Linked DNA regions of Homo sapiens: region 1 is linked to region 2. A link is an interaction called in ENCODE POLR2A ChIA-PET data of the cell type or tissue named here. Cell type or tissue: Panc1. All regions are shown on one strand. Region 1 overlaps MGLL (monoglyceride lipase). Region 2 has its middle 63 kb from the start of SEC61A1.

Region 1 (2,500 bases), 230 kb before region 2:
AAGGTTTGGGTCCTCTGTTTGCTTTTTAATTTCTCCCTTTACCTCTAACAGGGGAGAAACCAAGACACCGAGAACACAGCTTAATAGATCTGTGATTTGGAATTCTGATCCTGGCTCTACCACTCCTGGCTTGTTGTCTCTCCTGTAAAATGAAAATGACGATGGCTTTACCTGCCTTGGAAAATGAAATGAAATGAAATAGAGAATATGAAGCCCTTCAGAAAGGGCAGCCTGACAGTGCAGTCGTGGTTTATTGCTTCCACGTTAGTGACACATGAAGCACCTTGTCTGCCGGCATGCGGTTCTCTTTTCATTTTGAGCAGGACCCCACTGGGCTCTGCTCCTGAGCTCTCCGCGTCCTCCCCGCCTGCCCTGACGGTTGGCAGCATTACAGCCGTTTATTTTTAGTTCTTGGTGGGCCAGCCATTTCCTGGTCACATGCTGTTTGAGCTCCCACTTCAGAAAGGCTCAGCTCACAAGACAGACTCTGCCCATTCCCACCCCCAGCCTTTCTTAAGGGCTGTGTCAAAGCGAAGCCAGCCCTGACCCTACCTATTTTAAAGTTCCTTTGAGGAGTCCTTTCTTCTGGTCCACTTGCAGCCAGAGTGATTTTGAAGTTTAATTTACGAAATGGGTGGAGAGGTGCACAGAACCTGGTTCTGGGAGCTGGGGCCTGAGATCCGGGTCCAAAACTGCCACCAACTGGTGGGACCTCGAAGTCTGTCCCCTACCCTTGTACAATGAGAAAGGGAGGGGCAGAGGCTTCGTTGCAGGTTCCTTGCAGCCCACTGCTCTGTCAGGGACCATCAAATGAGAGCAGTTCTGGTCATTACTGCAGCTTCAGTTATGAGTATGCACGTAGTAACAGGTGCACTTCCTGCATGCTGCTCTGGGCCAGGGCCTGTTCCAAGCAATTTATCAATGGTAAGTTTACAGATTGGAGCTCTACACCTAGGTACCATTATTACCATCTCAACTTCACAGACAGGAGATGTGATGGGGACGCCTCAGGCCAGGTCTGTGTTTGTGCCCTGCAGCTGGGACTGGAACCCAGTGTCACTCCAGACTCTGCCTTCCCCCCATGGCAGCCTCCCCAGCTTTGCCCTTGATCTTCATGTGTGCTGGATCACAGTGTGTCACTCTGATTGGGGAAAGATGTGTGATCCACCCTCCTTGAATGTCTTTAGGGAAATACTCAGTATTTGGAGATAGAAAAACAACAACCACCATGCAAGGTCCTTATTACCTAGGCAGGGTGCAGCGATGTGGATTCATAGGATGTCAGGTGTGCGGTGAGTGTGCAGGCTGCCCCAGCAGCCAGGGGACAGGTGTGCCAGAAAGAAAGGCTCCGGAGGGTACATCATCTCCAAGATGGATTTGAAGATGCCAGTCTGAGGATGATAGCAACAACTGCCAAAGACCGAAACGGCTTCTTCTGGGGACCTAGAGTGATGTCTGTTTTCTTCTCACCCTCTGGCCCCGCGAAGCCAGGTTGGATGCAGAAAACACTGGGCTGTACCCAGTTGCTGTGGTAGCACGGGCCCCTCAGGCTCAAGGCCAGCTCTGACTCAGTAGAATGGGGGACCCTCACAAGCATGCCACAGTGTGGCTTCTGCTTGCCAAGGGGCCTGCCACAGCAGCCACGGCCATCTGGATCTCGGACCCTGCCCAAGCAACCTGGGTGGGGACATCTCCCTGGAGCCCCACCTGGACCTGTGCTGAGGCCAATCCAGCCCCTGACCTGGCCTGGAGTGGACCTCTGTCTGTGCCCTAAGCTCGGCCACTGTGGTCCTTCCCTCTGTGCTGCCTCGCTGAGCTTCCTTCCTTCCCCTCCCGCCCCTTCTCCTCTTCCTACTGCCCTCCCGTCCTCAAACTCTCCCAGAGACTGAACCCCTGTGTGGGGGAGGGGGAGGTAAGGCTAAACTGCAGATGGGTCTTGTCCTCAAGGAGCAGCTAAGTTTACTGATGTCGCCGTAGTCATTACACCCACCTCAGTGTGCAGTCTCAGCTGCGTGCTGGGAAGACAGGAAAGGAAGACCCAGGTTCCGACATGGGTGGAAGCAAGAGGCTCCACCTCCACCCTCCTCCCTCCCGGCTCTCAGGCGCTCCTCCAGCTTCTCGGAGCTTGCATGCCACTGTCTAAGCTGCAAATCCCCAATGCCCATCACATGGCCTCTCTGGGTGGCACCCCATGCCTGATGCTGAAGTTGCCTGAATACCACCCCCAGCTGTGTTCCCCTTTCCTCTCAGATGCAGGAACCCACCTCTGACATGATAAAGATGGGCCCTGGGAGGGGCACACACTCTCCTCTGTGAGCATCTGCTCCCACCACAGACTCCTGGGGTTCTAGGAAGCCTAATGGCCTAAAGACAAAGGGCAACTCTGTCTCATTTGGGGAAGAAGTCGTGCCAGAGAGAACGAGGCTGCAGACCTGGAGTGGAAGGGGTCCCACTGGCCTCTCAGCACCTTGTGACTTTACTATGTCTCCCTGCCTGCAGA
Region 2 (2,500 bases):
TCCCAACACTTTGGGACACCAAGGCAGGTGGATCGCCTGAGGTCAGAAGTTCAAGACCAGCCTGGCCAACATGATGAAATCCTGTCTCTACTAAAAATACAAAAATTAGCTGGATGTGATGCTGCATGCCTGTAATCCCAGCTACTTGGAAGGCTGAGGCAGGAGAATCGCTTGAACCCAAGAGGCGGAGGTTGCAGTGAGCCGAGACCCCACCATTGCACTCCAGCCTGGGCAACAGGAACGAAAACTCCATCAAAAAAAAAAAAAAGTTGACGCCTTTCGCAAAAGACCTGAGGCCACACCGAGAGTTGGGTCTTTACGCCCCAGCAACACGGTCTCAGGCAAGGAAGTCCTCTAAGAACATCATCCACAGCCCAGAGCCACTAAGCAGGGTGGAGCAGCCTGGCAGTCCAGCAAGACGCATGTTGGGGGCCAAGTTGGGGGGAGCCTGGGCGAACCTGAGCAGTGGGATCAGAACAACAGTGTGGGTTGGGTGCAGCCGAGGATAGAGAATGTCTGTGTTTGCTGTCAGATTCAGAGAGAAGGGACAGGCCAGGATTTTGGCCAGAAAAGAATGGCCAGTCAGCCAAACTCAAAGACCAGAAGATCTTACAGGGAGTACCCTATTGGCAAGGGGCCCTCCCCTCCAACAGTGTTCCTAAAACAGAGCCACTACACAGTGGCTTCGGCTGTTCACCCTTGGCCCACCTGGGGTCACCAAGAGACAGGAGAGGAGGCTCTGGGGTGTAGAGTCACGTCACCCACTTGCCTACCTAGCAGACAGTCGGGTGTGTCCCTGCTCTTCCTCATTTACAGAGACAGGGACCCTGACCCAGCTTATATGCCCAGCACAACCCAGGCATAACAATAAACATAACAATCCCATTCCTTTACCAGGGGTTAGTTAGACATGGCCATGTGGCACAATCCCAGCCAAAGAGACATAAAGGGAAGCTTGCAGAGGGGCGAGGGAAAGGTTCTCTCACCTTTAAAAGTGATGTTGAGGAAGAGATGGGCTATTTTCTGCTTAGCAAGTCGGCCTGCCCCCTGGAACTGCAGCCACCGCCCTGCAGTGGTGACAGAGGAGGCTGGAGACTGCCACAGGTGATCCACAGAGGGGGACGGGCCCTGCAGAATCCGGGGCCTTGGTGATGTAATTGAGCCACTAAACCAACCAGGTAGGAGGCTTTTTGCCAGATGCTAATTGTTACAATAAATGTTTCTTATTGTTCAGGCCACCTTGAGTTACTTGTAGCCCAGGATTTCCTAAGTATTACTCCAACCTTCCCCCACAACGCCACCTTCTCTTGGGATAGCATTTGTTACCCCTGCCAAAGAGGAGGACTCAGACAGTCCCTGGTCCCTGGGATGTCAGATGACAAGGTTGTCATTCACTGCAGTACGGTAGCTTCTGCAGGGCTGCTGAAAGCTGATGGTTTATGAGCCTGAGTCACTTCTTAGCTATTTATCCGGTATTGCTTTTTCTCTCAGATCTTCAACATATTTGTTTGTTTACTACAAGTCCCACCCGACACTCATTTTTGTAAATGTCTTATTGGAACACAGCCATGCTCGTTCATTTCTGCACCATCCGTGGCTGCTTTCTGTATTGTCTATGGCCCTTTGCAGAGAAAGCTTGCCAACTTCTGGTGTATTCCATCAAATTTTCTTTTGATGGAAGAAAAATACTGAGCTAAGGGAATATATGTACTATAAAGGAATATATATGCATATTCCTCTATGATATATTACACATGCATACACATACATATATATATATATACACACACAAGACATGGTTCTAACTTATTCTTTCACTCAACAATATCTCTTAAAGACAGTGCTCCATATGGGAGCATGTGGATCTGCCAGTTTCTAACACCTGCACAGTATTCCATCATAGGTGTGGCAGAATTTTGTTAACAAGTCACCCAGAGCTAGAAATTCCCATTGTTTCCCACAGATGTTGTTTTGGTGGGCCGCAGGGGTAGGGGCGTCTGACCGTCCCCTCTGTTGCTAGGGATTGGCAGTTGTTTAGAAGGTGGCCTTTACAGTGCACTTACGTTTTCTGTGGGTGCTCAGGAGCACCAGAGACAATCCTGGGAGGCTCCCGTTGTGCTCAGTGGCTTCAAGCCACTTGGAGGCACTTGGGCTTACTGAGAGATGTGGCAGGTGGTAGCCAAGCGAGGAGGCAGGCCAGCCTCACGCAAAGCCTGGTCTCCACTGCAGAGAGGAGCCCAGGGAGGGAGTGGACAGCTGGCACAAAGAGGAGAACCGACGCAGGCCGGCGTCTCTTGGAAGCCACACTGGCCCTGCAGCACTGAGACACTCAGGAGCCCATGATCCTCCACCAGCCGTGAAGCAGCAGAGAAACTCATGGTCCGAAACCGCAACCAAAGCCTCCAGTTCCGTGGCCAGACGTGGGTGGAGGCAAAGGGAAGACCCACAGCTGGCCTGCAGCCTCGCGTCTGCCCTCTTCCAGCCGCGGGCCTGCAGGGCG

Evidence for each region. Peaks named below come from ENCODE experiments on the same cell type or tissue, not always from the same donor. Only the 100,000 strongest peaks of a DNase experiment are listed, where the experiment ranks them.
Region 1: POLR2A ChIA-PET joins it to region 2 with 7 read pairs; 3 of 35 experiments call an interaction of 5 or more read pairs at or near these places.

Annotation. Positions count from the first base shown.
Region 1 is chr3:127,761,899-127,764,398 of GRCh38, forward strand. The region is part of intron 3 of MGLL (monoglyceride lipase); the gene reads right to left. Among named protein-coding and RNA genes, the nearest start is that of MGLL, 59 kb to the right of the region's middle. RefSeq lists an enhancer at 1,072-1,121. In Panc1, no CTCF peak of the experiment used is centred here; no DNase peak of the experiment used is centred here.
Region 2 is chr3:127,987,871-127,990,370 of GRCh38, forward strand. No RefSeq gene overlaps it. Among named protein-coding and RNA genes, the nearest start is that of SEC61A1, 63 kb to the right of the region's middle. In Panc1, no CTCF peak of the experiment used is centred here; a DNase peak (open chromatin) is centred at 1,411.